Regions from separate parts of the Mus musculus genome. Here regions 2, 3 and 4 are each linked to region 1. Evidence: chromatin loops called from intact Hi-C (ENCODE). Cell type or tissue: left cerebral cortex. All regions are shown on one strand. Region 1 holds the start of Cacna1d (calcium channel, voltage-dependent, L type, alpha 1D subunit). Region 2 overlaps Cacna1d (calcium channel, voltage-dependent, L type, alpha 1D subunit). Region 3 overlaps Cacna1d (calcium channel, voltage-dependent, L type, alpha 1D subunit). Region 4 overlaps Cacna1d (calcium channel, voltage-dependent, L type, alpha 1D subunit).

Region 1 (8,000 bases):
TAACTCCTAGCCTAGACAACTGCGCTTAACAGATGCCTGTTCAGTGTTGGCTGAACTAAATCGGACAATGGGCCAGTGTTAGCAAGGCATTTTCTGTAGAAGTCTCCAGAGGATAAGCTATAGACCTGGAATTCTGATAGTGACACACGTGCTTCCTTGCAAATCTGACCTATCAAAGGATATGTTCTTGCATCCTTTTTGATTTCAGCTAAGCACCAGCACAGGTGAGGTTGCTCAGACCAGCTTTCTTTTACACAGGCCACAGGCTGCTTCCCAATCCTGCCACTCTCCAAAGAGCCAAGTGAAAAAGCAGGCAAGCATGGTTGTTTTCCTCTATCCTAACTAGACACCCCTCTCTCAGGAAGACCCCTGGAGAGTCATTCTTCCCAGGTGGATCCCCCCTGCAACAATCAGAGATGCTCGGTGTGTCCTCTTTGAGCAAGGAGCACCTTCCCAGAAACATTTATTTTCTTAATTCACGCTGAGCCTTTTGCTTTAAAGACACTGTTCTCAAACGTTCTAAAACTCCGTAGGAACAAGCAGATCCGAACAAAGGCAAATAAATCGAATCCTGCAAAGTAACAAAGCAGACGCCTTTTCCCAACAGCCAGCACAAAGCTAAATGAAAAATATCAGTCATCCACTAGATACAGTATTTCCCCCTCCAGACGGAGCTGGGGCCTGTAGACCTCCCCCACTACAAACAGGAGGCCGAGAAGGTACAAAAAAAAGTATTAATTCCTAAACGAGTCATCAATTTGAGCTGCACAGTCTACCTCTCCACACTAGCAGTTTGAAAGACCTTGGCTGTTACTTCTCTGTACCTGTCTCCAAATACACGTGGAGGTGATGGCGAGAGGGAGGGAGCCCACCGCCACGTATGCATAAGGGAGGGAGGACGGGATTCAGGGCTGAGGGCAGATCTCTGAGGACAGTCAGTGCTCCCCAAAGAACAAGCCCCCCATCTCTTTGCACCTCTAAACTGGAAGAAACGGTGTAAGAGCTGGGGGACGCCTGTCCAGTCCAAGCAGAGCCCTCGAACCCTGAGCTTTGATGCTGCAGCAGCAGCGATCGCCTGCGGGCACCTGGGTTCCTGGGGGGAGGGGGGCGGGGCCTCCCCCAGGTGTGAGAGTGCGAAGGCCACCAGAGCCAGCCCAGCGGACCCCAGGGGACCCCAGCAGCCTCCGCTTGGGGACGCCGTGTAGAGGAGCGGCGCATCGGCGCCCCTAGCAGCAGGCACGGGGCCCCACGGGCCTGGCTCGGGGAAGGGGCGCCCGCGCGGCGGCGCCGAGGGGGTTAACCGGGCTGTCGGCGGCCGCAGCGCACTTAACCCTCGGTCAGCCGCGCCAGCCTGGGGGTGGCGGCGTCCGAGTCGCGCGCCGTGGAGTCCGGGGGGCGCGTGGGCCGCAGGCGGGCAGCTGGGGCGCGGCGCGGCCGGTGGGAGGCCCGGGCGCGCGGGGGAGGGCGGGGGACGGCGGCGGCGGGCGCGCAGCGTCGCCAGGGCGAAGCCGGCGTGCAGCGCGGCGCGGCGGGCGCGGAGCGGGCGGGCGGGCGGGCGGGCGAGCGCCTCCGTCCCCGGATGTGAGCTCCGGCTGCCCGCGGTCCCGAGCCAGCGGCGGCGCGGGCGGCGGCGGCGGCGGCGGGGCACCGGGCACCGCGGCGGGCGGGCGGACGGGCGGCATGGGGGGCGCGCCGAGCGGCCCGGCAGGCCGGGCGGGCACCACCACGGTGTCCCTCCGCTAGAGGAGGGGACCAAGCCAATTCTCCTTTGCAGTAAAAAAAAATAAAAAAAATAAAAAATTACATGTATATATTACTAAGATAATATATACATCTGATTTTATTTTTTACAAAAAGTTTATTTTGCTCCATTTTTCAAAAAAAAAAGAAGGAGCGTGGGTGGCAGGCGGTTTTTATAAATTATCTTTATTTTTGGTTATTTGTCTCTGTCCTTCCCCACCCCCTGCTGAAGCGAAAATAAGGGCAGGGACCGCGGCTCCTACCTATCCGTAACCTCCCATATCCGTTCCTCCCCCTCCCTAACCCTGAGCATAGTGCCCTGCACACAGTAGGCGCTCAATAAATGTTCGTGGATGATGATGATGATGATGATGAAAAAAATGCAACATCAACGGCAGCACCAAGAGGACCATGCGAACGGTGAGCAGCCTGAGCTTGGGTACCCGCTGCCAAACCTCATCCTATCATGATCCTACTCTTCCCACCCCCAACCCCCCATCTCCGATGCGTTGGGTGGGTTGAGGGGGTTGGAAATGATGCTTTTGGCTTGGTGTCATCTACATAGAAAGGGGTGATGCGCGGCAGCTACTCCGTTCTCCTCTTCAGGCCGTGAATGTCAGTTAATTCTGCATTTGCTGGGGTGGGGGCGGCCATTTGGGTGTGTGTGGAGTACTGTGGAGCCAAGGGGCAAGAGTGAGGTGATCCGGGTTCAGTGTGCTCGGGCTCAACTTTCCTCTTTCATCGCCCCTGAGCGATGGAAGAGGAGGTGTTAGTCTTCAGCCTGAACCCTTTTTCCAGCCTCCCCCTATCTCCCGCGCCTCTGGTTGACTAAGAAGAAGGTCCTTAGTAGCATCAGGAAAATTCTAGGACTGTTCCAGGTTTACCCCTTGGGTCGCTTGGTCCCATCATCTCATGGGAGAAGCCCCGGGTCTTGGGATCTGAGGGAACAGGGTCGGGTGGAGCGTGTATTCCCGCTCCCTGTGCCTCCTGTGCACACGTCGGTAACCTAGCAATGCCCAGAGAGTTGCTGCCGCTGTGGGGCTCTGCAACTCACCACGTGCAGTTTCCACACCAGCGGGGGCCGGGTCTAAGAAGGCTGGGGTGCTTTTGGCCAGGTTCCCTTCATGGAGGTCGTTAGCATTTCCCAGCCCTGGTTTTCTTGAAGCCTTTTCCGGTGAGCGCTTCTCAAAGGAACCGCTTGGCAAAACTAGTCCCTGATCTCAGATTGAGTGCCACCTGCCTGCTTTGCTCTGTCCCAGGCTTAAGGACAGTAGGGCAGGAGACCTGTGCTTGCTTTGACTCTTTACTTAGTGATAATTGGTTTTGCAAACGCCCGATTTCCAACCTCTGACACCACTCTCACTTTGACATCTGCTTCAGCAGAGGTGATGGTGGCCCAATGTCCATCTTCCAAGGAATGACCAGACCCACAGTGAGGCGAGCTCTATACATGAAGGGACACCCTCCATCCCATGCCCTCCCCTTCCCCCCTCCCCCGCCCGCTTTTGAGTATTTTGCCCTGGGAGTACCTGGATGCTACTCTACACTGAGATAATTATTGCATAGGCCTTGAGGTTCCCTGACATAATGCACCCTGACTCTTAGGGTGCAGGCCGATTAGATGCTGGCTTGGCTGCTGCTGCTGCAATTTAAAATGCAATAATAATAATAAAAAAGCCTTAAAGATGTTTTTCTGTTTTCTGAAGCTTGTGGAGGAAATGAGTCCCAAGCATCATGAATTTTCATTTGTAGGAAGTGTTAATGCATAATCTAGATATTTGTTGTGGGGCTTTTGGTATTGCCTGGTGCCAGTAAAGAGGTTTTTTTTTTTTTTCCCATGTAGAAAAAATTGCATATATGGCTATGGAGAGCTTTTGGAGGAATAGTCTAAAAGTGGTTAAAACTACTGAATTATTGGTTGAGTGTGTGTGTACGTGTGCCCGCGTGTGTGCGTGTGTGTGTGTGTGTGTGTGTGTGTGTGTGTGTGTTGGTAATTACTTTTTGAGAAAGGGAGTTGTGTATATCTGTTAAGCCATGAGAGATACATGTGTTTTCAAAGTCAGGAAAAGACACGGGATCACTGTGAGAATGGCCTCAGTTTGTCAGAAGAGATGCACTAAAAGATTCCTTTTGAAGACACAGGTATGGAAGAGTACCAGTGTGGTTAGGTGTGGCACAACAATGGCCCTGCATGACTGATGCTCAGAGTAGAGCTCTGGTGACTTTTGCATTGCCTGGCCAAACCCCACTACTTGTGACAGAAGGTTCAAAATGGGAAATGCAAGATGGGAGACACTTTTGCTTTTTAAAAAGATAGTATGGATTGAAGTCTTCTTCTTCTTCTTCTTCTTTTTTTTTTTTCCAAAAGGAATAATCTCTTTTCTCCTCTCCTCAGAGGCAAACTATGCAAGAGGCACCAGACTCCCTATTTCTGGTGAAGGACCAACTTCTCAGCCCAACAGCTCCAAGCAAACTGTCCTATCTTGGCAAGCTGCAATCGATGCTGCTAGACAGGCCAAGGCCGCCCAGACCATGAGCACCTCTGCACCCCCACCTGTAGGATCTCTCTCCCAAAGAAAACGTCAGCAATACGCCAAGAGCAAAAAACAGGGTAACTCGTCTAACAGCCGACCTGCCCGTGCCCTTTTCTGTTTATCCCTCAATAACCCCATCCGAAGAGCCTGCATTAGTATAGTGGAATGGAAGTATCCTTTTTTTTCTGTGGGAAGTCTTTCTCATTTGCCATCTGTGCTTCAAAAGGATTTGCTTTCTGCAGTGACACTTCTCAGAGCCTTAGCAGTCTGGAATGTGAGCAATGGTGGCAACTGCAGGCAAGGGGCTTCATGGGCTACGGCTTCCTGTCTCCCCAGCTTGCAGAGGGTGTGTCCATGAGTATATTTAGCCTGTGTGTGTGCGTGTGTGTGCGTGTGTGCGTGTGTGTGTGTGTGTATGTATGTAGTGCTGTGTGTGTGTGTGGGGGGGGGGAAGTGAAGATTGCAACTTCATAGTGGTAGGGAGTTAGAATATGAACGAGACCTTTGGTCATAGAACACTGGATAGGTCTGAAGCTGTTATTGTTTTGGGGGCAGTTATATGCATTTTAATTTGTTGAAAATTTGGTATGCTGATTCACAAAAAAAAAAAAAAAAAGATGGAGACTATTTTCAGTCTGTACTAGAAATGACCTTTAGTGGAATCTTCTGGTTCTAGTGACTGAAATTTGCCTGGACAGCTACAGTGAGTGTAAGGTTGCTTCTGGCTCTGCTATTTGCTAATTCTAATTGTTTAGGTAACTTTAAATGCGAACATTTGATTTATAGGGAGAAGTTACTTTTGATATTATTACTACTACTACTATTATTAGCTGATCAATGCTATGACTTCCTGAAATTTCTTTTTGATAAGCTTTAAAAAAGAGCCATGCAGCCATATAGCAAGTCTAGAAGCCATGCAGGGGAGGCTGGTGAGTGTCTCTTCCTCTAAGCCCCGTGTGTGACAAAGCAGCACTCCAGGGAGGAACTGACAGGTGCTGCATATGTCTGTGTATGTACACACACACACACACACACACACACACACACACACACATTTGGACTGGCCTGAAGTTACATTTCTGAGTGTCTGCATTTTTAAAACTGAACTTTAATTGGCTCCAGGATGGTCATCGCCATGCCCCAGATCTTGGAAAACAATATTGCTTCTACCTGCTTATTCCCTTCCCCAGACCTGGGAGCCAGGCTCCAATGCCTGCCACCCGCTAGGAAAGGTTGACTGGAACCTTCTCTTGAACTCAGGCTTTCTAATTAATCATATGCTTCTTTGGTCTGGGTAGAATAAAGCATTGCACTTTCCCAGAAGGGTGTTTCGGGCCGACAGGCCCTCTGAGTATTTCTGGCAGCAAGCAGGAGGTTTCCTCAGCAGGCTCAGGGAAGGGAGATGCCAGGGTGAAGGACTGCTGGGTGACAGCTAGAAAGTGGGGGGTCCTCATCATGGCCGCTGCCTGTGTGATCTCTGTCTTAGCTTGCCTATTTTGTCTGCTCATGGACAGGAGTTAAAATGAAGCAACTGTCTAGAAAGGTTTTGGGGAGAGCAGTTGAATGCCAGGGCAGGATTTGAAGGTTTTCACGTGCTTTTTTCTTTTTTAGCACAGATGTCTCTCCTCCAGAGTGAGTTATGGCATCTCTTGAATACTTGGGGCTGTGTGCGTGCATTTTCTCTTTAAATCCTCTAGTCTGAGGAAAGAGCTCTCATACAGGCCAAGAGGGGGCTGCTAAGTGAGGGTGTGCCTAGGTGGTCTTACTGGGTGTGCTAGAAACATGCTCTCCTGAGGCTGGTGTGAGGTGACTCAGAGTAAGCAGGGGCCCCTCAGCAGGGATGTTCCCTTTAGGTGGAGTGAGGTGCTGTCTCACTCCATGCATAGGAGTTTCTATGTAACAGTTTATATATAGTCAGCGAATTCCTGCATCTCACCACTAGCTCTCTTTCTTGAGAGAAATGCAAGTGTGTGTACAGGGATTTAAGAGACATGGCTGCCAGTTCAGAATGCTTGTGCACAATTTCTGTAACAGGTAGATAGTAAAAGGCCCCCTCCATTTTAGGGACCAGGTCACAGACATATCCTTCAGCAGCTCAGTCATGCCCAGTTAGCCCTGAGAGAAGCCAATCTGCCTTTGTAGGCTGGCAGGGAGTAGGGGCGAGATGGCGCCTGTGTAAGAAGCGGCTGTTGGCTCAGTCCCACATATTTCTTATAGTGGTAAGATGGGATCCTCTGCTGTCTGTTGACTGAGTACTGCCAAGAGCTAGACACCTCAAAGGCACAGTGTGCACAGTTCGCAGAGGAAGAAAGATGGTGTGGGGAACAGGAAGCACAAGTGTGTCTTTATGGGAGTTGACATACAGTGTTGGAGGGGACCTGCTGTGTGTGTGTGTGTGTGTGTATGCGTGTGTGTGTGAGTGAGAGAGAGAGAGAGAGAGAGAGAGAGAGAGAGAGAGAGAGAGAGAGAGAGAAACAGAGCCCTGAAGTCTTCTTAAAGTCAAATCCCAGGGCACAAGATTTTATAACCGAGTTGAGGAATCAATATGATTAAAGCTAACTGGCTTAAAAATAAACCCATCAAAGTTAGTAAGAGGATAATGCTATTCCTGTCCTTATTCCAGGGAGTTATCTGAGCTCTCCAAAGGGGTGAAGCTTTATAGAACCCAAAGCAGCTATCTCCGGAGAGGCAAGGGGTATTTGTTTCTTGCGTCACTTTGGGGGTTCCCAGGAGGCCATCGGCAGGAGACTGTTCCCATCCCTGAATCTTCAGCACCTAGTGGGATTTAGTAAAACTGCCACCTTGCGTCTTGTAGATGAGTGTTGTATACAACACGATTGAAACTCAAACCCAGGAATTGTGATTTGTTCAGTGCTCAGCAAACCCTCTGTTTGGAAAAAGGCTGAAAGACAACCATTTGGGCAGATGTCAAACTTGGTGTTGCCAGTTTTGACAATACCTTTTGCTAACAGAATGCTTAGGCAAGTCTCTGTTGAAGGCTATCTCAGAGGGACTCTTCCAGACAGCCCTCGGGGATTTTCTTGTTAGAGCCTATTTTGAAAGTGTCTGGTGCTGATTTCTTGTGGCTTTTAAATTTAATTGTTTATAAATTGTACACAGAAACAGCACATTATGAGGTGAGCCCAGCCCAGCTCTAATCTGAAACAGTTATACTGTTGATTACCCTGGTAGAGAAGGCAGAAGAAGGGAGCTGGAAGCCTGCTTATCACAGCATCCAAGGTACTAGGACATGTCACACAGTGGCACAGAGAGAAGGGAGATGGTCCCATGGCTTTCCTGGACTGGTCCCAATCAGGAGTTTAGATTGACTCAGCCAGGAACAACCTCTGAGAAAATGGCTCTAACACAGTGACAAGGACCTATGGGAGAGGTCTTTGTTGTGATGGTTATATTTCTGTGTCTATGACAGCTGATTTAGTAAGATCCTTGTCACTTTTTAAGTTATAGAAAGCAGAGGCCTGCTTCACACAATGAGCTAACTGGATGTATATTACTTCCAGGTTTTAATACACAGTGAGCACCAAAGAATGGGTGTAATGTGATCCTTGCAATAAAAGAAAGGCTGAGGAGAGGTCTCAGTGAGGAGAGGGGCTGTGAGAGGACCAGAGGAAGGCACTTCTGAAAACCCAGTAGCCACGATAGCCACAGAATGATGTGTGTGTGTGTGTGTATGTGTGTGAGTGTGCATGTATGTGTGTGAGTCTG
Region 2 (8,000 bases), 150 kb after region 1:
GGTAAGTAAGTATAAGCAGGGAAACCCAAGTTTGATCCCCAGAACCAATGTGGAAAATCTAGGCAATTTGATATGCACTCGTGTTCCTAGGAATTGGTAGGTAGGTAGAGATAGCTGGATTCCTGGTGCTCTGTAGCTAGCAAGTCCCTTGATATGTTCTAAAACATAAAACAAGGTGAACAGCTCTTAAGAAAGAGTAACACTTGAGATTGGTCTCTGACTTCCACATGTGTGTGTGTGTGTGTGTGTGTGTGTGTGTGTGTGTGTGTGTGTGTACACTGCACCCATATGTACATGCATCCACAACAAACCCACAGCCATACTACAAAGAAGAACTAGATTTGAGCCTATATTTCCCTGATAGTTTAAAGTGTCATAGGAGACTTGGACCTTATATAAAGTGCCCTTCTAAAGGGAAGTTTGACTGGCATTGCTCAATAAGGTCCTCTGCCAGAGAAAAGAAAGCACTGCTGGGGGCAGACAGAGAGGATTGGAATCATGGAGTCTTCCTGTTTCACAGGGTGGGTCACATTTGTGATACAGCTTTTGATCTGGCTTTGTGAAGAAGGATTAGCTCATTTCGAATCTAGAATGTTCTCACCTGCCCCTTCCCCAACTTCTCCTGTCTTTCCTTTGCTGTGGCACAGTCTTGGTTTTCTCTTCTGTCTCTGCTACAAACTTCTGTGCTGCAAGTCATTTGGCTTCTGTACCTCCAAACTCTTTTTGGTGTTTTCTGGCTTCCTTCTTACCTTCCTTTTCAAATTCATTTTTTTTTTCTTCAAATAAACAATCCATTTGAAGGGGGATAATTGTCATACTTCCTCAATTTTTATTTGACCAAAATAATAATAACCCTCAATTTGTTTAATGTAGAGGTACTCTTGTCTCTCAGGAGTCTTTGGCAATGTCAGAATTGAGGAATGAATGTCCCTAGTTTATAGGACAACTGGTCTACCAGGTTGTGCTTGTTCATTTGGCATTTGACAGAATTTCTGTAACAACCATTTTTATAGCAAGCTTCTCTTTTTTATAACGCATTCCATCAAGTAATTCATTAAAGATTTTGGAAAGAGGGACCAACATTTTTTAAAAGGAGGGTGAGGTGAGGAAGGGAGGATTATAAAAATAAACCCAGACCCTTCAACCATTCAGTTACACTAATGTCCCTCATATTATTGTGGCACAGTTACTTATAAATAAAAGGCAGAGTGTGTTTGGTAGGTGTACTCTCTGTTCTTTATCTTGTTTTTCTGCTCTGAAGTATGGTGCTGTCTTGACGTAGGGATGGAACTGCTATGAATATTGATGGCATGGCAGCCAAAGCTTTTTTCCTGTCTGGCCTAGTAAATAAAGCTGAGAGGATGAAAGAGAAGAGGAATTTTCAAGACAGTGTGCTGTTTTTAGATTATCTTGTTCCCTTAGAACTAGGAGTCTTGAAAACATATTGATGATGTACATTTGGTGGTAGGGGCAGCTCTGAGTAAAGTAGGTGGATATTTCAGAAATGTGGGCCTCTGGTTTAAAGTCACAGAATAATAATTCCTCCTCCTCCTCCTCCTCCTTGTCCTTTGAGTTTTTTAGAGTTTGTGCTCCTTCTTGGATCTCTACACACCTTCCAGTGAATCATCAAACCCTGACTCTCACTGTATTAATTGTATTGTGAATTGGGTGCTGGGTGGTGTGTCCTCATGTTCCTATGAGGACATCCACTCAAAGATACAGCAGGAGGAGGATAAAGAACCTGGGTTGTAAACACAGCAGCAGCCCCGTGGGTCTGCATATGACCTGTCAGGTCATGGTGCATAGGCTGCCTTGGGAGCACCTTCAAGGCGGCTTAGCCCAGAGGATCTGACTGTGTGAGGGGAATGGGGGCAGGGGTGGGAAGGATGACCAGATGGTGGAGGGAGGGGTACACAGGATGAGCCAGCAGAGAACTGAATCTGTTCGAAGGACCAGGAGGCAGGAATAGGTAGGGATTGGGTATGAGTTAGTGCTTTAACATCATAAGCATCCTGATTCTGGTTAACTCAAAAGAAATTCTTAGACTGTTGTGATGCTCTTCCAAGGATTCACAGAGCACTGGATGGCAGGTTTAGAAATTACAGGAGCCAGGGCTGGCTAGGTGTCTTTGCAGGTAGGAATGCTTGTTGCCGAGACCAAGACCTGAATTCAATCTCCTTATCAAATACAGTGGAATGAGAGAACTGATGCCTTCCCATGGTCTCCATATGTATATGTACATACACACACACAGATGCACATGCATACACACACATATACACACATACACATAAACATGGATGAACATGCACACACACATGGATGCACATGCACACACATACACACACATATACACACATGCACATACACATGGATGAATATGCACACACACACACACTGAATGTTAAGGGCCCAGAATGTTCTAGGGTTAAGGTCGGCAAAACTGATCTGGCTTTTCTATAACCAGGGGGGAGTAAACAAGATGGGTGCTGTCTTGGATGCACAGGCTGCAGTTGGTTATTACCCTGGTGGCCCAGAGGGACGATGCTGGTGACAAGCCATGAGAAATCTCTACCCTAGGACAGCCAGAGACAGGAGCCAGCTGTCTAGCCGCAGAGGCCTGCATCCTAGTTGTAGTGAAGACAACACTTCCATTGAAATGCAGAAGAGGCTGTAGCTACTGCAAGCCAATGTGTGCGTAGACATGTTACATTTTTAGGAAGGCAGGCCTGTTGGAGTCATCCTGCAATGAATATTTTAAAAGAGGATTTCCAAAATAAGAAGTTCCTATCCAGAAGCATTTCCTTTTAACAGCGTACATTTCCATTTATAAATCCACATCTACAATAGTGGTCACACAGTGTCTGCCTTCTTTTGTGTGACCATGGGGAAAAGAAAGGACCCAGGAGCTGTGGCCAAGACCCTTGGCTTCAGCACAAGTAGGGGAGTGCTCTTATGCTAACTCTGGATTTTAGAGGTTCTCTCTGTATGTGTTTAAAACTCCTGTGAACCCTTCCAGGCCATTCTTTGCAAGGATGGGACTGGAGTTGGGAAGTTTTTAAATGCTGGTTCCTTCTGGGGTACCTGGCATATGGAGGAAAAGCTCACTGTTTCCTGAGCCATAGTTACTATAGCCTTCTGTAGTAGCCATGTTAGTAAGTGAAGTCCATTAGTCTACCCTAAGGATGATAGTAGCTGAGGACTCTAGAGCCCACAGAGAAAAGTTCTCATTCTTGAGATTTTGTTTTGTTTTGTTAAGTAAATTAAAGCCAGAGAATGCTGGTTGGATACTCATGGCCCTGTCCATTGAGTTTCTATCAAATTTATAGAAAGAGCCTATGTGTTTAGACCTGTTGACTGGGGCATCCTTGCTTGGGGGGTAATGTGGGTTGGAGTTGGAGAGGTTCTAGCCATCAGGCAATGCTGCAGATGGATGTGGCAATCAGATGGGAGCAGACATGGGAACTGAGATAAAGGCGGAGCTGTATCTCCAGGAGGCTGGTTAGGAGGGAGTCCATCACTGGTGCCAGCCAGGAAGAGGAGACAGGCCAGTATTAGGCATCTGAGATCCCTGCCCTCTTCTCTGTGCTGAGGGCAGTCAGATCAGAATAAGATGTCAGAGGAAAACCCAAGAAAAAAAAATAAGGGTAAAGTCCATTATGCATCTGTTCTCCCAGACGGTGTGTTCTGTGCAGAAACCACTGTCAGAATGCTTGTTTCATCCTGGTGCTTTTCTGGGCCTGATCTGGCAATCTTGGAGAAAACATGCTGTGTTGTGCAAATGTGTGCAAATAGAAAACATGCCCATGATGTCCCAGGCAGGCTCACTGCTCATGCATCAGGGCAGGTGGCAAAATGCAGTAATGCAGCCTGGAATGACAGTACTTAACACTTAGCTGCTTATGAGAAATTCAGCATCAAAATTGAAATGTTTTCCTGGTCCACATGCAGGGTAGTGATTCTAGTTCTCATGATAACATTGTCTGTTATCATGTCTGTGCGTGGTGGGGGGGGGGTGCTTCTGTCTCTGAGCTATTGATTCTGATCATTGATTCTTTCTTTCTCCACCCTTGGTGTGTTCCTTTCTCTTTACAGGAAAAAGTAGAATATGCCTTCCTGATTATTTTTACAGTGGAGACATTTCTGAAGATTATAGCGTATGGACTGTTGCTGCATCCTAATGCTTACGTTAGGAATGGATGGAATTTACTGGATTTTGTTATAGTAATTGTAGGGTAAGTCCTTGGTTTGGGAAAAACGTTTATCTGGGAATGGAGGTGAGGGCTGGATGGTAAAGGGAACACAAGCCTTCTTGGGGGAGGTGGTTATTCTTATGCCCGTGATGGCATCAGGATCTAGCAGGGGTTCTTTTAATGCTGACAGGGCTGCTGTCAATCCCTGGGCAGAGGCCTGGGTGAAGAGCTCTCATGATTGGTGTGCTTGGGGAAGTCAGTGACAGGCTGTTAGAGGAAGTCTCAGCCGCTAATGAGAGATGATTCACCTCACAGGGCCTCAAGTCTCCACAAATAGACCTGCCTGGCTGGTGGGTGGAGTCAGGTGAATGCAGCTCCTAAAAGCTAGCACCCTGCTAGTTAAAACCATGTGTATCATACGAGAGAGCCTTTCTTGCTGTGCGGTGCGCTGCTGTTTAACATCCCTTGAGCAGAGCTATTATGTTTTTATGCTGAGTTGTGGGAGAAACCTTGGCATGCCACTTTCCCATTTTAAATAACAAAACAAGCGTCTGAATAATGTCACATATCTGGCATAAAATAAAATAAACTGGAAAATGCAGAGAAGCAGGTGTTCTTTTAATACCCTCTTGTGAGAGGAAGACGCTGGTAGATTTAGTTAAAGGAGTATGTTACAATGAAAAATAGAGGTCTGTGTTGCCCCATTCCTTCCACACCCTGAGTTGTTGCCAGCAGAGGAAACACAAATCAGGTCTTTGGAGCAAACATCCACCAAGGGAGACAAGATGTAGCCCTGTTTTGGGACTCCTTACCTGGGCTGTTCTGTAAGTTACCCCTAAAATTAGGAATACTCTCTTATTTCCATCAAGAGAGCTCTTAAAAGATGTATTTGTTTTTACTTTATGTATGTGATTATTTCACCTGCACATATGTCTGGGTACTTCATGCATGTCTAGCCTCCATGGGATCCAGCAGAGGGTGTCAGATCCCTCAAACTGGAATACCATGATTTTGAGTCACTGTGAGGGTGCAGGGAATCAAACCCAAGTCCTCTGTCAGAGTAGCAGGTGCTCTTCACTGCTGAGTCCTCTCTCCAGTTTGGAGAGAGCTTTTAAAACCATCTCTCTGCCTTCCTCTTTGTGGCTTTATTCAGTTGCTGTTTGCAGGTAACTTGCAGCTTGGTTATCTTCTGGATTATCTGTATCCTGATTGCACTGGTTTTTCATTGGAGATGACTTTTTCTGTCTGTTTGGAGAGTAGCTTACGTTTGGTGGGGTGTCCTTTTACCCCGGGGAATGAAAATAAGGAAGGCCCAAAGTGGTGGCCCACTGGATGGTTATACTTACCAGGAAGAAAGCTAGCTTTTATAAAACCTCCCATTGTACATTGGCACCTATGTGTGTATTGCAGAAATAATGTATCCAAAATGAATAGGTGGCAGATAGGCGTTAAGGCAGAAGCCTCCTCTTGTTTGGAACACCTGTCACGGGCTGGCAAACTGGAGCCGCAGATGTCTCTTTGTTCTGGGAGAGTCTTGTGCTTTCCTGCCACTGGACTTTTATTAGACTAGAGAATGGAGATACATAGCTTCACTTCTTATGTCCCCATGTCACCTTAGCTTTTTCTCTGCTGGAACATTTTGCCCAACTAGAACAGCACAGGAAGAGGGAACAGAGCCAATATGGCAGTCTTACCAAGTTTAAGAGATAAAACTCCAGGAGACCTGAGTAACACAAAATGGGAAGGGAGAGAACTAGTTGAGAACTGGAGAGAGGAGAGCCCTGCACCTGGGCCTTGAGGTCCACAGGAGTCTCAGCTGAAACTGAGCTGTAGTCCACGAGGCCAAGCAAAGAAGTGTTAGGGGAAAGAGAAAGACAGGGTGCAGGAACTATAAGATAAATAATAACCAGTTTCCTAAGACTAAGGGGTGTTTGTGATCCAAATACCCAGAGTAAATCACTGTATTGAACATTGTGGACTGTTAATAAACTGAAGGGCTTTTTGTAGTAGAGTCAGCCTAGATCTAGACTATGGCTTGGGAAACCATGAGCAGGGGATCAAATCCTAGCTCATCTGGCCTGCCACTGATTTTTATAAATAAAGTTTTATTGTAACATAGCTGCACTCATTTGTTGTCATCATTGAATGGAGAAGTCCACTGTCTTGGCCCTTTATTGAAAAACTGTGCTATCCCTTCTGTAGAATAAAGACTCTTTGAAAACAGTGTTTTGAGAATGAGCCTGAAGGAGAGAGAACTGATAAACAAGTAACTTAATTACATGTAAAAATGAACAAACAAACAAAAACCAAAAAACCCCTAAACTTTTCAAAGGAAAAATAAAATCTAAATACTTAGATGATCATTCTAAGTACCTCACCTGCACTGAGGTAATACTAGATATAAGAGGGAGTGTGACCCCTAAAAGGAGGAAATTCTATGACTAGAAATAGACCCAGAAGTTACAGAGACAATGCAAGGAACTTCACAGGCATCTAAAAACAGCAATTACGAATTTGTTCGTGGATGTAAGGGAACATAAGACTATAGTGGAGAAAGATGGAACAATAAAAAAGGGACACATGAGACTTGAAGGACTGGAAGGTGTGTCTGAAACGAAAACATTCCTTAGATTTGCTCACTAGTACATCAGGCAGTGCTAAAGAGAAACACATCAGGGGATGTGAAGATGTGGCAGTAAATAAATAATTAAGGAAATGAATACCACCTCACGGACTTGTGAATTACCAAATGTTCTAAAGTGTGCATTTGGAATATTAGGAAAGAAAGACTGGAGAGATGGCTCAGCAGTTAAGAGCACTATCTGCTCTTGCAGAGAACCTGGGTTTGGTTCCCAGAACCCATGAGGTAGCTCACAACCATCTATAATTCCAAGATCCAGGGGATTCATGCTCTTCTGGTGTCTGTGGATACCTACACACACATGGTGCACATAAAACACATACAAGTGTGTACATATACACACCCAAATATACCAGTAAATCTTGTTTTGAAAGGAGGAGAGAGAAAAAGAAAGCCCCTGAGGAAATGGTTCTAAATGTTCCAAATAGGATGGAAAATGAACTCAGAAGTTCACGATGCCTGGCAAAGCTTGATCAGAAACCACAGAGAAAGGCCTATCACAACCACAGTCAAAAGTGCTTAAAAACAAAACAAACAAACAAACAAACAAAAACAAAACTCATGTCAGGCCTTTCAAGAGCTGTACAAGCCAGAAGACAATAGACACACCCTCAGAGGCCTGGGGAAATGTCAGCTTAGAGTCTCAACCAGTGAAATTCCTTCCAAACCCAAGTCAAGATGGAAACTGTTATAGACAAAGCAAAGTGGAGGCTTTATGACTGACAGACTTCTTGCACCTCTAAAAATGCTTAAAGACAGCTTTTCAGGTTGAAATAAAAATGACACCAGATAGAAATGAAGAGCCACCCAAAAGAAATGAGGTATTCCAGACTGGATGGATTTAACGATATTTATTTTCATTTTAAAATCTCTTTTAAGGTAATTATCTTTAAAAAACAATAAAATAACATCAATAACATTGTGACATGTCTACCTTACAGTAGCACAGAGGACAGAGAGAGCATTGTAAGGCTGTCGTACAATGTACATACAGAACCTAGAATGTTAAGATGCTGTATGAAGGTAGGTCATGCACAAGTAAAAGTACAGATTATAAACCCTGGCACCCAGACTTGCAAACTACCCACTCTCCACTCCAGAGCCTAGAGATGGCTCTACAGGAAGCCATTTCTCCACACTAGCAAAGTATTTTGACACCTATTTTG
Region 3 (8,000 bases), 67 kb after region 1:
TTCCAGTTCATGAATATAGTATGCTTCTTTGAGTTATTTGCATGTATTATTATTACTTCATTTAAAGCAGGCTTATTGTTCTGGGTCACTGGAGACACAGTCAGTCTTTCCCCATTATATTTGATGTAGCTGGAAGCATTGTGTGGCCTTCTTTAGACTGAGGTTCCCCCAGTTCCTCTTGTTGCTAAGGTTACTGAATGGTTTTGCTGTGAGAAGTCCTGGATTTAATCAAATGACTTTTCTACCGCTATGGAGAGGTCACATGCTCTCTGTGCTTTATATCGTCTGCAGGGTATACTGCATGGTTTCCTCTTTGACTATAATCTCACCTTTTGGAGATATGTCTTACTTGATCATGGACAAAACTTGTGTATGTTTATATAAAGGATTCAGTGTCCTAGTACTTAGTGGATGATCATTTAAGATTTTTTTTTAAATCATTCATTTAATGTGTATGAGTGTTTCGCCTGCATGTGCACCGTGTATGTGCCTAGTGCCTATGGAGGTCAGAGAGCGTGGAACTGGAGTTGTGGATGGTTGTGAGCTGTTGTGTGGGTGCTGGGAACCGACCTGAGTCTTTGAGAAGGTTAGCAAGTGCTCTTACGTGCTGAGCCATCTCTCCAGTAGTTTGATGATATTTCTAATGCCTATATTCATAAATGATGTTAGTCTTTTTTTTTTTTTAGATATCTTTGGTGTTTTTATGTATTCCCTCTACTTCTGTCTTGTACTTATGAGGGATTGATATGAATTCTTTAAACAGTTGGAAGACTTTTCCAGGTAAGCAGTTTGGGCTTAGACTTTTCCCTGTAGGAAGTTTTAAAATTAATAATCAGTATTGCTATTTATTGCAGGCCTATTCTGACTTTCTATGTCCTGGATCTTCTTTTTGCCAGTATTTTCTCCTAAGAACTTGTCCATTCTATCTAGCATATGTTTGTTGGTAGAATGATTTCTACAGTTTTGTTCCATTTCTGCCTCAGTTTAGAAGGCTGTTTGTCGCTGACACAGACTTCTGGATTGTCAGTTACCTTCTTTAGCACTGCATTCTGCCGTGTGATCCCATGGCTCCTTCTGGGAAATCCATAATTATCAGAAACCATTATTCCTGATATATATTGCTTTCTTCTAGACTTTTCAATTGTCTCTAGTTTTTAGCAGCTCGATTATGATCTGTCTGGTGGTGGACTCTGCATTTCTTGGAACTGTAAATTTATCTTTCTCGCCAAATATGAGAACTTACAGTCTTTTATTTTTTTAAGTATTTTCCCTTCTTCTGAGATGCTGGAGCTGTGAATGTTAGACATGCTAGCATTCCCCACAGGTCTCGGAGGCTCTCTCTGCTCTTACACTGCTTTTCTCAGGTTTCTTTGGATAAGCTACTCCTCTACGTCAGGCTCACTCACTGTTTCTTCTGTCACCTCCATCGTGACATGGCATCCATCTGGTGACATTTGAAAAGTTTTGTCTTTATGTTTTTTTTTTTTTTTTGATCAGCTCTAGGATTTCTTTGTGTGTGAGGGGAGGATAAACTTACTATCCTTCTATCTGTACAAGACTATTCTGCCTTCCTAGAGATGCTCCCAGTAGTTCCTCTAAGTTCTTTGATTATTCTGATACCCATGTCATGAGGGTTGATTGCCCTTCCATTGCAAGCTGTCTTGCCTCAGTAAATTTGGGTTCTATTATGGGCATTCTTAAACATAGGTTGAACATATCTAATCTGAGAATCTGAAATCCAAAAATGCTCCAAAATGCAAAAATCTGAAAACGGACATAATAAGATATCATGGTAGAAAATCTCACATCTGTAGAGATGCACAGAACATACATATGATCATACATACGATCCCTTTAAATGCAAGGTCCAAAGGAAATGAAAACAAATGTTGTGCCTTAACTTGGATCTCATTCCAAAAGTACCGAGTTAAGTACATGGAGGTATTTACCCTCTGAAACATCCTGAGCGACCACTTCTGGTCCCAAGCCTAGCAATAAGGGACGCCACCGCTGTCTTCCGATGCTATCTATGGTTTGTCCATGTCTTATGCCGACAGGTAATTGAGCTCTTTGACTTTTCTTCTGTGGGCCGTCTCTGCTCAGTCTTATGATGCCTTTTGTGTCTGTTCTCCAGGCTGAAAGCTGGGAAGTGAGCTGTCCCAGAGTGGGAAATCTCAAGGCCACTGGCGCTGCTGTTTAGGGTCAGATCCCGAGCAGACAGTTGAGTGGGAACGATGGTACTTGGTTGTATAACCCTCCTGAGTTCCTCTCTGCAGGCGCTCTGATAATTTCCTATTTCCTCAAGCCCTTTCCCACCAACCTTTAGATAGAAAGTCAGAGCATGTAATTCTCTACTGGGATGGATTATTTTCTTTGTCTGTGTCCAGGATCAGGCAGTAAATAGCTAGGAAAAAAAAAAAAAAAAAAGCAATGGGATTTCACCCTGTGCCTTGGAGATGGTAGCTCTCCTTGGGAGATGCATTCTCTTGGAGTTTGGTGTCCACCCAGCTGATTGGCCCTGCTCTTTGGCCCTGCAGGTCCTGACTGGGTCTGGGTGGGAATGATCAAAAAAATCAAGGCTCTTGTGAGACCCCTGACTGTGGAGGTTTTTGGTTTTGTTTTGCTCCTTGGTCTAGGAAGCAAGGAGCTTTTCTTTTCTTTCTCTCTCTCTCTCTCTCTCTCTCTCTCTCTCTCTCTCTCTCTCTCTGTCTCTCTCTCTGTCTCTCTCTCTGTCTCTCTCTCTCTCTCTTTAATTTTGTCTATACACACTGCATGTTTTCGAGTGCCAGGCTGCCTTTGAATCTGCACTGGGTGATACCCGGAGACCAGGGTGAAAGAGGAGAATTGGGCACTATTCTGAAGGTATTCTGAGTTTGTTTCCATTCCCCAGTCTCCGTGTTCCCATTTACATTTCACAGTCCTTAGATGCCCTCTGTTTTCTGCCCAGCGTTTCATTGGCATGGACTGGGCCAAGGGTGGGGGTTCTTATCCGCTCTTGCCTGCAGCTGCAGCCCTCACATTAGAGTTAACACTGTTGTCTGTAACATAAACCCTGTGTGGGTGGGGATGGCTCACTAAGCTTGTTTCTGTGGATTTCTAGGATGCATTTCTAACGTGCACCACGACATGGTCAAATGCTGCTTGAGTTGAGATAAGCTTCCCTCCGATTTAACTCGGAGGATGGCACTCTGGAAAGGGCCAAAGAGCGACCGAGTTAGCCTGCGTGTGAGGCTGTTGGGGGTGAGAAGCAGCCATATGCATCGATAACTGGCAGGATGGTTGTGTCCCAGTCAGACCTGGTGACTGGTGCTGAAGCGTTGTTTTCGTAAACCTTACATATGCTTCCTTCTTCTCAGAGCCCTGCCTCCTCCTTCATGTCTTTTGCTAAGCTATCCCTCTCAACACCACCACATGGGAACCAGACCTTGGTGTATGTTGTGGTGGGACGAGCAGAGCACCAGGTGCGGACAGGAAGTTTTGGAAAAGGTAGCGTGCCTCGTCTTCAAGTGTTGTGAGCAGCACAGAACAGTCTGGGGCTGGGACCATCTGTGGCGGCTGTTGACTGAGAGCCGGGAGCTATAAAGGGAAATAAACATTCGACTTCCTTCTGAGCTTCAGTTTTTCACAGTATATCCCTAGATTATGCTTTGCTTATTTTAGAGTTAGCTCCTTAAACTAATGCTGCCCTCCTCCCCTCCTTCCTTCCCTTCCTCTCCCCTCTCCTCTCCTCCCTTGCCCTTCTCTCCCTTCCCCCCTTCCCTCCCTCTTTTCTCCTCCCCCTCCTCTTGTTTATTTATGTTTTTGAGACAGGATCGTGCTGTGTAGCTCAGGCTAGCCCCACACTCCCACTTTAATGGCTCGTGCTCAAAATTTGGTTTTCTTCACATTTTATGCTTTTATGTGCTTCTTCCTCTCAAGAAAGGCAGACTCCATCCGCGAGGCCACCTTAGTGCTGACATTGTGGTGTGTGCCACCAATACCCGGCTGAAGTCACTACAGTTTTGTTGGCATTTTTCTTTTCATGACATCAGTGACAAAATTAGGAAAGTGGAGGCCTTGATGAAGTACTTCGTGTTCCTGGTTTGTAATGTTTGGCTATAGTAAAGTATTTTTTTTTAACACTTATTATGAAAACATTTTTCGTTTGCTTTTGTTTATTCTACAGCTTAAAAAAAATCTCCTTTACATGCTCATCTTGATTATGTGTTTTTTTTTTTTAATTTTGTTTATATTTTGGTGTATGGATGTTCGTCTGTATGCATGAATGTATACCACATGCATGTTTGGTGCCTTTGAAGGTTGGAAGAGGGTACTGGGTCTCCTAGGATTGGAGTTAGATGTGATTGTGAACCAATTGTGGGTTCTGGGAAATGAATCTGGGTCCTCTGTAAGAACAGTGCTCTTAACCACTTAGCTGAGGTCTCCCTCCAGCCCCTTATTATTTATTTTTAAAAATTTTTGATGAGAAAAGGAAAATATAAACAGTCATTTAAGAAAGGAATGAGGCTATAGTTTGTGCCTCTCTTTAGTTTTTGTAGAAAGCAGCACTCCCATTGGGCCTCAGTGATCAGACACAGTCTACCTTTATGGTGCATAGAGTTCATCCTCCTTAAATAGTCTCGGCCATCGACCCCTTTCCTAAAGGTGGTTTAAGATGAGCATGAAGACTGGAATGGTCACAGATGCTCAGGGGTGCTTTGAGCACTTAGTGTGTGGGGTTTGTCGTTCTGGGTTCCCCTAGCCCTGCTTCACATAGATCCCATGCTGAGAAGCGGAGGGCTGGGCAAACACTGTGGCTCTCCCGTGTGAGCCCAACAGGGAGCCTCACAGTGAGCCCTGTGAGGACAGATTCACGCTTTCTCTTGTGGAGCTCTAAATGCACAAACCTTTAAACCAACTGGGAATTTGTCTTTACCCATTTGTTTCCAAAACATAACCTGAATTACCTGAGCCAAGCTAACAATGTACTGAGAGACAGTTTGTATTCTGCCCTTTTCAGGGGTGGTAAAAACTCAGAGAGAAGGCACGGAGGCTCTTGGCTTGCAATTGAACTTGGGTGCAGGCAATCTTTGAGTTGATAGTGAAGTTGATACTTCTGAAGGTAATTAACTCGAGAGACAGTTAAGTTGTGAACTCACACTGGCTATGGACTAAAGCTTTTCCCACTATGTGTCTCTCTAGTCCCACAGCAGGGGCACTAGCCAGAATGGTACACTTATGTTTGAAACATTGTAGTCTTTAAGTTTGAATTAAAGCAATGCCTTCCATTTGAGCATGTTTGTATACAAGTATCATTAGACTCTGTTCTTACTCATCTCCTTTCCTATTGGCCACCTCACTCCCTCCCATACCTTGCTGGCACTCTTCCTCTGTGTGTACAGTCCATCCTGCCTTCTGCTCTCCTGACACATAGATTTCATCACCCCATTTCCCTTTCTGTCTTCCCTGTGATGTCTTCTTCCCCTCTCCTGCCACTTTTTATTTTAATGCCCCCGCACCATAAATTTACATCTATGTTCTGCATATGAATGCTCAATATTTACCTTTTGAGTTTGAGTTCTTTTCCTTAATTTGATCTTCAGGTCTGCTGATTTCCTTACAAATGTCATAATTTAATCTTTCTTTATGTCTAAAACAATTCCATAGTGTATCACATTTCCCTTATACGTTCATCTGTTGATGGGCATCTGGGCTGGCTCTGTATCTTTGCTGTTGTGAACAGAAGAGTAATAGACATGGATATGTGTGTGTCTCTGTGGTGTGCTGACTTAGACGCCTGCAAGTATGTACGTAGGAAGGGTGTAGCTGGGTCATGGGGAGTTGAAGTTTTAGTTTTTTGAGTAAAGTCCAGATTTACTTCTGTTTTATGCTCCCACTAGCAGGAAATAAGGATCTCTTTTCTACACCTTTACCAGCACCTGTCCCGGCTAGGGTGAGGTAGATTCCCAAAGCAGTATTAATTTGCATTTCCCAGATGGCCCAAGGATGTTGAAGACTTTTCCAAATATTTATTTACCATTTATTGATTGGATAATTTCTTCTTTTAGTGTTTAGTTTTTACAGACCTTATTGTACCTTTGGTATTAATTCTCTCTCAGATGTGTAGTTGGTAAAGCAAAGACCTTTTTTTCTGTTCTGGAGGCTGTTTCTCCATTTTGGTAATTGTTTCCTTTGCTGTGCAGAAGGTTTTTAATCTCATGTAATTCCATTGCTTGGGTCTGATTATTTCCTGTGCTTTTAAAGTCCTTTTTTAAAAGAAAGTTTATGCCTATGTTTATTTATGATGCTTTGAATAAGAATGGCTCCCATAAGCTCATGTATTCTTGGTTCCCAGTTGGTGGAACTGTTTGGGAAGGATTGGGAGGTGTGGCCTTGAAGGAGATGTGTCACTGGGGAACAGGCTCTGAAGTTTTTTAAAATTTTTATATTATTTATTTAAACAATTTTTTATTAGATATTTTCTTCATTACAATTCAAATGCTATCCCAAAAGTCCCTTATACCCTTCCCCGCCCTGCTCCCCAACCCACCCACTCCTGCTTCCTGGCCCTGGCATTCCCCTGTATTGGGGGCATATAATCTTTTGTAAGACCAAGGGCCTCTCCTCCCAGTGATGGCCGATTAGGCCATCTTCTGCTACATATGCAGCTAGAGACACGAGCTCAGGGGGTACTGGTTAGTTCATATTGCTGTTCCTCCTATAGGGTTAAAGACCCCTCCAGCTCCTTGGGCACTTTTTCTAGCTCCTCCATTGGGGGCCCTGTGATCCATCCAATAGATGAATTTGAGCATCCACTTCTGTATTTGCTAGGCACTGGCATAGCCTCACAAGAGACAGCTATATCAGGGTCTTGTTGGCACATGCAATAGTGTCTGCGTTTGGTGGTTGATTATGGTATGAATCCTTGGATGGGACACAGACTCTGAGATTTTAAAAACCCACAGTTAGCTTGTTCTCGGCCCCATACTTGTAGATCCAGATGTAAGGTTTCTGCTACTGCTCCTGCCTGCCTGCTGCTGCGGTCTTGTCAAGGTGGTCATGGACTCACTCTCTGAAGCTGTGAGACCTAAAATAATTGCCTTTTTTTGTAAGTAGCCTTGGTCATTGTATTTTAATCACAGAAATAGAAAAAGTAGGGCACCTAAGTCTTAAAATGCCCTTCTGTACTTTCCTCTAGCAATGTCAAAGTTCCGAGTCCTTTATTAAGGCCCTTGAGCATTTGGAATTGTTCTTTTTCTGTAGAGTGAGAAATACAAATCTAGTTCATTTTTCTACAGTGGAGATAGTGAGTTTTTCCAGTACTATTTGTAGAAGCTACCCAGTGCATGTTTTAAGCCTTTGTTGAAAAGTTAGGAAGCTGTACCTGTGTGCATTTGTTTTTGGGTCCTCTCTTCTATGCCATTGACCTACATGTCTATTTCTGTGCCAGTACCATATTTTATTTTGATAGTATGACTCTGTAATGTAATTTAAGGTCAGGTATAGTGAAATTCCAGTTTTTTTTCTACTTAGGATTGTTTTGGATATTTGGGGTCTTTATAACTTTAATATGAATTTTAGGAACTTTTATATTTCTATGAATTATTGACATTTTTAATGACATTTTGGTGGAGAATGTGTTGAGACTGTAGATAATATTCTGTAATATAGCCATTTTTACAATATTCTACAACTTACCAGCATGGGGGATGGGAAATCTTCCCATATTCTAGTATATTTTTCAAAAAAAATTTTTTTAGTATCTCAAGGTTTCCATGGTAGAAGAGAGGTCTATCACCTCTTTGGTTAAGCTATTCCTAGATATTTTAATTTTAAATGTAATTATAAATAGATTTTTTTCAATTTCTTTCTCAGCAAGGTCATAATTGGTGTATTAGAAAGTTACTGATTTTTTGTACATTGGTTTTGTAAATTGCTAATTTGCTCAAAGTATGTTTAAAGTAAAGATTCTTTGGCTACTTTTTCTATTTGGATCAGTTGTCTTTTTTCTTATTTTATTG
Region 4 (8,000 bases), 80 kb after region 1:
ATATCCTTGCTAATGCTTCATATCAGAATTTAAAAATTTTTAAACTTACAGTTCTAAAAGGGCACGCCATTACGATTTTATTATGTATCTCCCCAGTGCCTAATGACATTGAACATATTTTTAAACCACCACTTAATTTTCCACTTCTGTGAAATGTCCGTTTAGTTTCCGGCCCGTTTTATTTTTTTCTCCTGGATTGTCTGTTTCACATCGACTTACTGAAATGCCTTCTATGGTCCGTAGACTAGCCCTTTGTTGATTTTATGCAGTAGATAGACTTTTCCAGCTTGTGCCTTGTCTATTTATTTTATTTTTTATGGTTTCTTTTGACAAACTGAGATTATTAATTTTTAAAAAGGATTTATTTTTATTTCGCAAGTGTTGTGAGTGCCTGCATATATGTCTGTGTACTGTGTGTTTGTGGAGGTCAGAGAAGGGTGGTACATCCCCTTGAACTAGAGTTAGAGGCAGTTTTGAGGTGCCTGAAGTTTTAAATTTTAATATAGTAAATTCATCCTTTCCTTTAGGATTTTTTCTTTAGTTTATTTAACTGACATTTATGAAGTGCTGGACACATTCCTACATATTTATAAATGTCTATGCACTTAATCTTCAAAATAGCATGAGAAGCGAGTGTTATTATTCACACTTCACAGATGAGGAACAGGAGCTGAGGGGTGTGCTAAGGTTCCACCATCAGTAAATAGAGAGCGGGGAAGTGAGCTGCAGTGGCCTGAGGAGGCTGGAGAGGAGGCTCAGGGCTGCTGGGTGTGCACTGTGCCCCCAGAGGACCTGGTTGTCAGCACACAGCCACTTACACTGAGCTGTAACCCTAGTTCCAGGGGAATCACATCTTCTTCTGGCCTCAGTGGGCATTCACACACAAGGGTACACAGATACGCATGCAGGCAAAACACCCATACACATAAGAGATTTCCTTAAGAAGTCTGTCCTAGCTTTATATAACATCGCGAGTGCTATTGTCATAAACTGCTGTGTGGGGGTGAGAAAGAGTCTGGCTCAACATTTTCCTGTGTGGTATCATTTGGTCCAGTATAGTCAACGTACACAGGTGGGATAACCTTTATTTAGTTGCCAACAACAGCAGTTTTACCCCTTGTTTTCCCAGCTTTCTCTGGATTCTCTGTTTTGTTTCAGAAGTCGATTTGTCTGCCTATCCCTTTGCACTGAGATATAGGGAATAACTACACTTGTAACAATTCTTGATATCTGGTGGGTCAAATCATTTCATCTTCTTCTACTTTATCAAAAGTATCTTAGAAAGTTTCATGCGAGGGCTTTGAGCTCTGCCTATCTACAGGGTGTCTTCTAGAAGGCTTTGGCTCTTATTAACTGGAGGGGAGGGAAGAGGTAAAAGAAAAATCATGTGACAGGCTCCTCTGTTTAAGTTCGGGCACAGCAGTAATTCTGAGGACATGGAGGAACATGAAAATGATGTGGAACCATGTTTCCTATTAATTCATAAGTTGAAAAGTCAAGGCCACCATCCTTTAAACTCAGGTTGCCTTGGGCAGTAAGTGGGCAGTAACTGTAACTGTATGGCTTGCCATTTAACTTAACGCTGCTTTGATTCTACTGGAGAGGATGAGCTAGAGGGCCTGGGGTCAGGGATATACTTCATCCTTGGATTTGATATTGCCAATATCAAGCGGAAGGTGTAATGTAGCTCTTCAGGCATGAATAGCCCTCTCCTATGAACTCTTTCTATAGAAATATTTGTTTTCCTTTCTCTTATGCTGCGGATAGCTCACATTTCAAGTAGCACTTGTAGAAGGCTCAGTCTTTCCCCACACCGTTGTCCAAAGTGTAAACTTGAGTGGGCTACCTGCGCACTCATAGTACCAAGGATGGTCGGCAGGGCCTCAGACCCTCCAGGCCAGAGCTCTGTCCCCGAGCTACCCTGGAGCACTGTGGAGGTTTGTGGTTGTGCTTTTGACAATTCTAGACTGTGGGAAAGCGGCTTCAGGAAAATTTTGATACTTCTGAGGTCTTCGCAGCCTTCCAACTGACAAGGACTTCCCACAGCCCAGAGAAATACACCCTTCACTGACAGGGACCTACCACAGCCCAGAGAAATGTGTCAATTACTGCGGATTCTTCCCTTAGTGTCTCGCAGTGCCCTTCCTTCATCCGTGTCTGCCAGCCTGGGTGCCCTGCTCACTTTTCAAGCTGAGCACACTTCATGCCTGCCTTTGCTCCCCCCTGCCTTCTGTGTGGGACGTGCATCTCCAGGGGTATTTGTGTCAGTCCTGAGCACGGGGTTTGCAGCTCAGAGAGGCCCTTTCTGACTCATCTCTGCAGTCACAGCATCCTTCATGTGCTTCCTGTGTAACACCTGCCATTGACTATCTGCTCGAATCTCCAGGTTCCTGCCAGTGCCCTGCCATCTCCTAGAGAGTGGGGACCTTGCCTCTTTCACTGCTGCCTTCAGGGCCCAGGTCAGTGTATGACCCAGGAACCACAGGGTAGCACTTTATCAGTCAGAGAAGCTGTTTGCTTAAGGAAGAGTACAGAGAAGACCCCTGGAGCATGCATGGACCAGGCTATCTGCCCCCGGCCCTTCTTCCATAGAGCCATGCAGTACCTCGCTTGTCTGCCCTGTTGGAAGGCAAGCGCCATCTGAACAGCTCTTTGCAAGGGTATTTATTTTATTACACACCAAGCATCTTGAGGCAAAGGTCTGTCTTAATTCTTCCCCTTCTGTTGTGCCTGCTGTCTCTCTCTGGGCTTAGGACTGAGCCACACATGCTTTTTTGCCCGTGGTAGACTCTGGTTATCCATGAACCAGGGGTGTGGGTAGTGTTGTCTTCCTTAGGGAGGAGAGAAGTGAATTAGCAGTGTGATTTCATATGCAGGCTGCCAGCTGCAGTAGCATTTCCATCCTGGAATTCTTCATGTGCTTTTCTCGAGTCCTGTGTAATAAAATTCCATTACTATTGTATTCATGAGGAAAGGGACCATCCTTTCTAGTTCACGACTGTGTCTTTGTGGCTAGTGTGGTGCCAGATACGTGACTTGTATCCTCAGCAAATGCTCACTTATGTTTCATTGCTGGTGTTCAACTCAGCTTGTAAGAAATCTCTATTTGCTGTCCAAGCCATCACTTTAAAATTACAGTATTTATTTATCTCATCTATACAGGCTCTCGGAGGAGCAAGCAGCCGCTCAGTGTGAGAGAGCCTCTCTTGCTCACTCGACCTTCCGAGCCCAGCTAGCCCAGCTAGAGAGACACCTACCTGTGGCTATGCATGCACGTCAACTTTGACGTCTCTGCTGATTAAATTACTGCTTCTTCTACTTTTAAAGGTGCCCTGTGATCCTAATGAACACAGACACAGTTCTAAACAGCTGTATCCTTACTCCCTCATCACCAGAATCTAGCCTCAAGTATGTGATTACAGAGCAAAGCCAGCCTCCCACGCTGCAGAATAAAAGCTGTGCGGGGTCATGAGAGGACGGTGAGGCACTCCTAGAACATCCCATATTCATACAGGAAAAACGTTTGTAGGTGGGAATCCTCGGGAATGGTTCGTTTCAATGTAGAAATGCTTCATGAATGAGTCTTTAGGCAGCTGCACACATGTCATCTGTATGTGGCCCACACTGGGCCTGGGTGGAGTCCTTGCTACTAGCTCTTCATGCCCCTAGTTGTCAGTGTAGCTAGTTGCCCGTGCCCACAGCTGACTGTGCCTCTAGCTGTCTTTGTCCATTACATGCCAGGTTGATCCAGTCTTGCCTGTCAAAATGCAAGTCAGTGCAGTTCTCCTGTGTCTAGATGGCTTTTTAAAACTATTATTTTATGTGGATCTACTGAGATAGCACAGAACATGCCATTATTGTTTATTCCATTTCGGTAACAAACTCTTCATTAGCCCCTTTAAGCCATTGGAGATGCCCTCCTTTCTGTCCTCCCTGGCCAGGCTCCTTCAGTTGCCCTCTGTGTATACTCCCTTTGGTTCCTCCTCAAGTCATGGTCAGGCCTTGGTACCCACTGCTCTGAGAATGCAGCTCTCATTTATGTTACCCAAAGTAGTCATGTTACAGCTCAGAGCAGTGGAGATTCCTCAGCCCCGACTTGTGTTAAATCCCTCAGCTGTCTGTGATGTCTTCCTGTGGCTCCCAGGATGCCCCACTCCTGATGGCCCCGCTCTGGCTGTTTCCTAGAGGCCTCTGCCCTGCCCAGGTGCTCAGACACAGCATCTTCAGACTGCTGGTATCTGCCAGTATGCCTGCCATCAGTGATCTCACATGTTTGGGCTTCAGATCTATCTAGAAGCCACCATCAGCTTGGGATCACGAATCCTGCATTTGGAGCACTATGGCCCATCCTGCCTACCTGGCATCCTCTCTTTCAGAGCTCATGTTGGTTCTGACTACCTGGAGAATGTGACAGACCAATGTGACCTTCACAGGAAGATCTCTAATGACTGCTGCATCCATAGCACATAGTAGGCTCTTAATAGGTACTTTGTAGAATGAATGATTTAGGCAGTGAATTACAGTGAAGGCACTAATAATTTACCAATTCACTATTTGGATGCCCAGTCTCAACTGTTCCTACTTCCAGGGCATTTTAGTCTTTCACAGATGGCCTCTGTCTTAGCCAAATTTCTTAATAACTTCACTGGATAGATAAAGTGATAGTTTTTCTATATCTATGTTTAATTGATACCAGACTTTGTTGTTGTTGTTGTCTACAGTATTAAGTGTTCTTTATGGTTGATTCAGGAGGCTGCTGTTGGAGGCAGGAAAATCTTTGTCTTTAGAGCCAAAGACCTCTAAGTTTAAATTCTTGTTCCACTACTAAATAGCTGCAGTGCCTTTGTCAAAACATAGCAGCCAAAGCCCTCAGTTTTCTCCATTTTCCAAGTGAAATATTTGGATGGTTGGGCCGTTGGGAGAGACAGAGTGCGGGGTGTATGAGCATATGCAGCCTCAGTGACGTGTCACATGTGCTTGCTGTTAACTACAACGGCTGGCAAGGATGGATGGACGTGTGGTCTTTAGGATGCCTTGCATTTTGAATGGTTTTATGATTATGCATGTGTGTTTAGCATTGTTCTGGGTAGTTTTGCTTGACACAGCTAAAATCATTTAAGAAGAGGGAACCTCAGTTCAGAAAATTCCTTCTTAAGATTGGGCTACAGGCAAGCCTGTAGGACATTTTTAAAATTAGGGATTGGTGAGGGAGGGTCCAGCCCTTTGTGGGTGGTACCATCCCTGAGATGGTGGCCCTGGTTTTCGAACAAAGCAGGCTGAGTAAGCCATGGGGAACAAGCCAGTAGACAGTACCTCTCCATGGCCTCTGCTTCAGCTCCTGTCTCCAGTTTCCTGCCCTTTTAAAATTCCTGTCCTGGCTTCCTTCACTGATGAACAACGATACGGATGTGTAAGCCAAATAGCCCTTTTTCTGCCTAAGTTGCTTCAGTTATGGTGTTTCATCATAGCAGTAGAAATCCTAACCAAGACAAGTGTAGTGTATATTTGCATGTGTGTAGGTACACACACATAGGAACGTGGGTATGTCTGCACATGTGTGTTTAGGCCCACGGTACATCAAACATCATTCTTGATGGCTGTTCACTCCTTATATCAAGGAGAGTCCCTCGGTTGAACTTGAAGATCACTGTTTTAGCCACGCTGTCGGGCAGCTTGCTCCAAAAGTGCCCTGTCTCAGCCTCCCAGGCACCAGGATTCCTGCTCTGCCTCCAGCTTTTTTGTGGGATCTGGAGAGCCAAACTTTGGTCTTCATATTATACAGCAAGCACTTCACCCACTGAGCCATCTCCCTAGCCCACATTTTGAAAATCTTCAATTAAAGTTTATAATCCTTTAAAATGTTGGTAGTTGGTCTTTAAGTACAGAGTTAACTAATGCAACGTTGTTTCTGTGGTAAAAGCCTGACTGGATTTGTGTTTCCCCTCACAGATTCCTTTTCTTTCAGGAATGTGTTTTGCTACAAAGTTCAAGGATTTCCTTTCAGTAAAATTGACTTAGCTGGAATGCTTAGGAATGGAGTGTTCTAAGGAACTGAACCTCCTAATTAGTGAGAAAGAACTCATCTTGTGAGGAAGACTCTTTCCAAAATGACTGTATGTGACTACTGAGTGTAATTCCAAAGCATAGAAAAAGCACTTAGTAGTAGCTCGGTTACTTGTCCTTAGTCTAGAGACATCTTCCTGAGGGATGGTGATTAGCTATGGGAATATAGGTAACACTGCTAAAGATACACTCAAAATAGGCTAAAAAGGATCTTAAGGAATTTTCTGTCTTCATATCCTCACTATTAATATTTGGCTTGCATCACCATATTTGGGATTGTTTATTGATTGTGCCAATTTGAGGGAAGGAGGAAGGAGAGGTCTCTGTCTTGAACAGAGCTGTTGAAACAATATATGGAAACATTTATGTAACACGTATGCTTACATATCTGCATGTGTGCACACAGACACACGTGGACTAACACTATTAGACAAAGCAAGAGCAAGATGAAAGGGGAGAAACAGGCTTGGAGATGGCCCTGTGTGGTGTATGGCACGTGGAATGAACAGGATGCATTGACTGAGTTTCAGAGCATCTGGAATGAAGAGAGGCTGAAACACTCCCTTCCTCAGCAAAGCAAGATTGGAGCTGGGCATAGGCAAATGGGCCCCCCAGTGACCTGTGTCTTAATTAATCAGACTGTCCCGCCAGAGAGATGTATGTGGCTCCCTCCCCAGTCTGTATTTTCCTTGGAGGACCTGAGCAAGTTCATTAACTGTCTCAGAGCTTCTCATCCCGAAATCATCCCTTGTGAGTAGGGATGCTATGCCCTGGGTCAGAGTCAGCAAGGCAGGCTATTCTGCATCTGGGAAGCAAGACACGGAACTCAGACTGACTTCGTGGTGGGGAAGTGTTTGTGTGATTGCCTCCCTGTGTCTGATTTCCTGGTGATGTGGTTGTCCTGGGGGATGATATGGAGGAGAAGCAAAAGGTGAGACAGGAGCCATCAGCAGATGCAATCCCTGCCTCCAATACTAAGTCTGGCCTGGTGGCAGAGACAGAGCACGCCATGGCTGCTGCCTGGCTGTTCAGCAGCTTGGTCAGCTTCCTGCACTGTCCACTTGGAAACTACAGGAACCGATGACTGCTTGAAGCAGCCAGGAGTGTCTCTGTCTCACCAGGCTGTTTTGGATGTCATGAAGCCTTCTCTGTTGGCAGGGAGGCTGAGGGGAAGAGGGGAGACTGGAAAAGGAAGGAATGTGATTATCCTGTTCCCAAGATGGTAGTCACAGAACCACAGCGCTGGTGTGTGTTTGAACTGTCCATGAATCCTAAGTGGGATGTTAACCTTGCATCTCCTCGACCTCCTGACTTGTATCTCTGCATAAGATAGTGAACTATATTGTGAAAATCTAATTATGAGACAGTATGGCCAATGTGATGATCGTGATGGCTCCCAACTTTTCTGTTTGATAGAACATTCGAGAGCACGACTTGTCCACCTCTAATTGCTGCTTGCCTGCTCTCTTTTCTCTCCGTCTAGTCTCCTCTTCCTCATCCTCTCCCCAGAGCTCATGTTTCTGAGTGGATCTCACATAGCTCAGCCTTGCCTTGCCTTTCCTTTGTACCTGAGAACAGCGTTGAACTCTTGGTCTTCCTGCCTCCATCTTCCAAATATTGGCATCACAGGGCTGTGCCACCACACCTGGCTCTTTTTGTCCCTTTTCTTCATAACATTATTATTTGCTCATTGGTTTGGTTATCTTCTGTCCTGCTTTCTGTTGGAGAAGGGCCTATGTCTGACTTGCTCGTGGGTGTGACTCAGCCTTGTCTCTGCTCTGTATTCCACTCTGGCCATGCTGTCTTCTTGCTATTCCTCACACATGCCAGACTTGCTCTGCCCCAGGGCCTCTGGACTTGCTGAGCCTTCTGTCTAAAAACTTTTCCCTTTTTTTAATTGTGGTTTCTGCCTGACTGGCTTTCATTCTCTTTTGACC

What was found. Peaks named below come from ENCODE experiments on the same cell type or tissue, not always from the same donor. Only the 100,000 strongest peaks of a DNase experiment are listed, where the experiment ranks them.
Region 2: a loop joins it to region 1, with 2.2 times the contacts of the local background. A loop is called at or near these places in 2 of 42 quality-filtered maps.
Region 3: it touches region 1 in a loop (2.2-fold over the local background); 4 of 42 quality-filtered maps call a loop at or near these places.
Region 4: it touches region 1 in a loop (2.3-fold over the local background); 4 of 42 quality-filtered maps call a loop at or near these places.

The regions. Positions count from the first base shown.
Region 1 is chr14:30,347,085-30,355,084 of GRCm38, reverse strand. It overlaps Cacna1d (calcium channel, voltage-dependent, L type, alpha 1D subunit), which reads left to right and starts at 1,599. Exons shown (of 47, transcript NM_001083616.2): 1 at 1,599-2,160; 2 at 4,136-4,445. The coding sequence starts at 2,094. In left cerebral cortex, no CTCF peak of the experiment used is centred here; DNase peaks (open chromatin) are centred at 2,720, 4,394, 6,091, 6,421 and 2 more places; H3K4me3 peaks cover 2,661 bases; H3K27ac peaks cover 2,864 bases.
Region 2 is chr14:30,192,959-30,200,958 of GRCm38, reverse strand. It overlaps Cacna1d (calcium channel, voltage-dependent, L type, alpha 1D subunit), which reads left to right. Exons shown (of 47, transcript NM_001083616.2): 4 at 4,096-4,235. Among named protein-coding and RNA genes, the nearest start is that of Gm52107, 27 kb to the left of the region's middle. In left cerebral cortex, a CTCF peak has its summit at 3,824; DNase peaks (open chromatin) are centred at 1,429, 2,700, 3,753 and 4,524; H3K27ac peaks cover 290 bases.
Region 3 is chr14:30,279,679-30,287,678 of GRCm38, reverse strand. All of the region lies in intron 3 of Cacna1d (calcium channel, voltage-dependent, L type, alpha 1D subunit), which reads left to right. Among named protein-coding and RNA genes, the nearest start is that of Gm52107, 60 kb to the right of the region's middle. In left cerebral cortex, no CTCF peak of the experiment used is centred here; DNase peaks (open chromatin) are centred at 1,373, 3,079 and 3,515; H3K4me3 peaks cover 482 bases; H3K27ac peaks cover 1,170 bases.
Region 4 is chr14:30,267,527-30,275,526 of GRCm38, reverse strand. The region is part of intron 3 of Cacna1d (calcium channel, voltage-dependent, L type, alpha 1D subunit); the gene reads left to right. Among named protein-coding and RNA genes, the nearest start is that of Gm52107, 47 kb to the right of the region's middle. In left cerebral cortex, no CTCF peak of the experiment used is centred here; DNase peaks (open chromatin) are centred at 3,156, 3,172, 3,441, 7,791 and 5 more places; H3K27ac peaks cover 907 bases.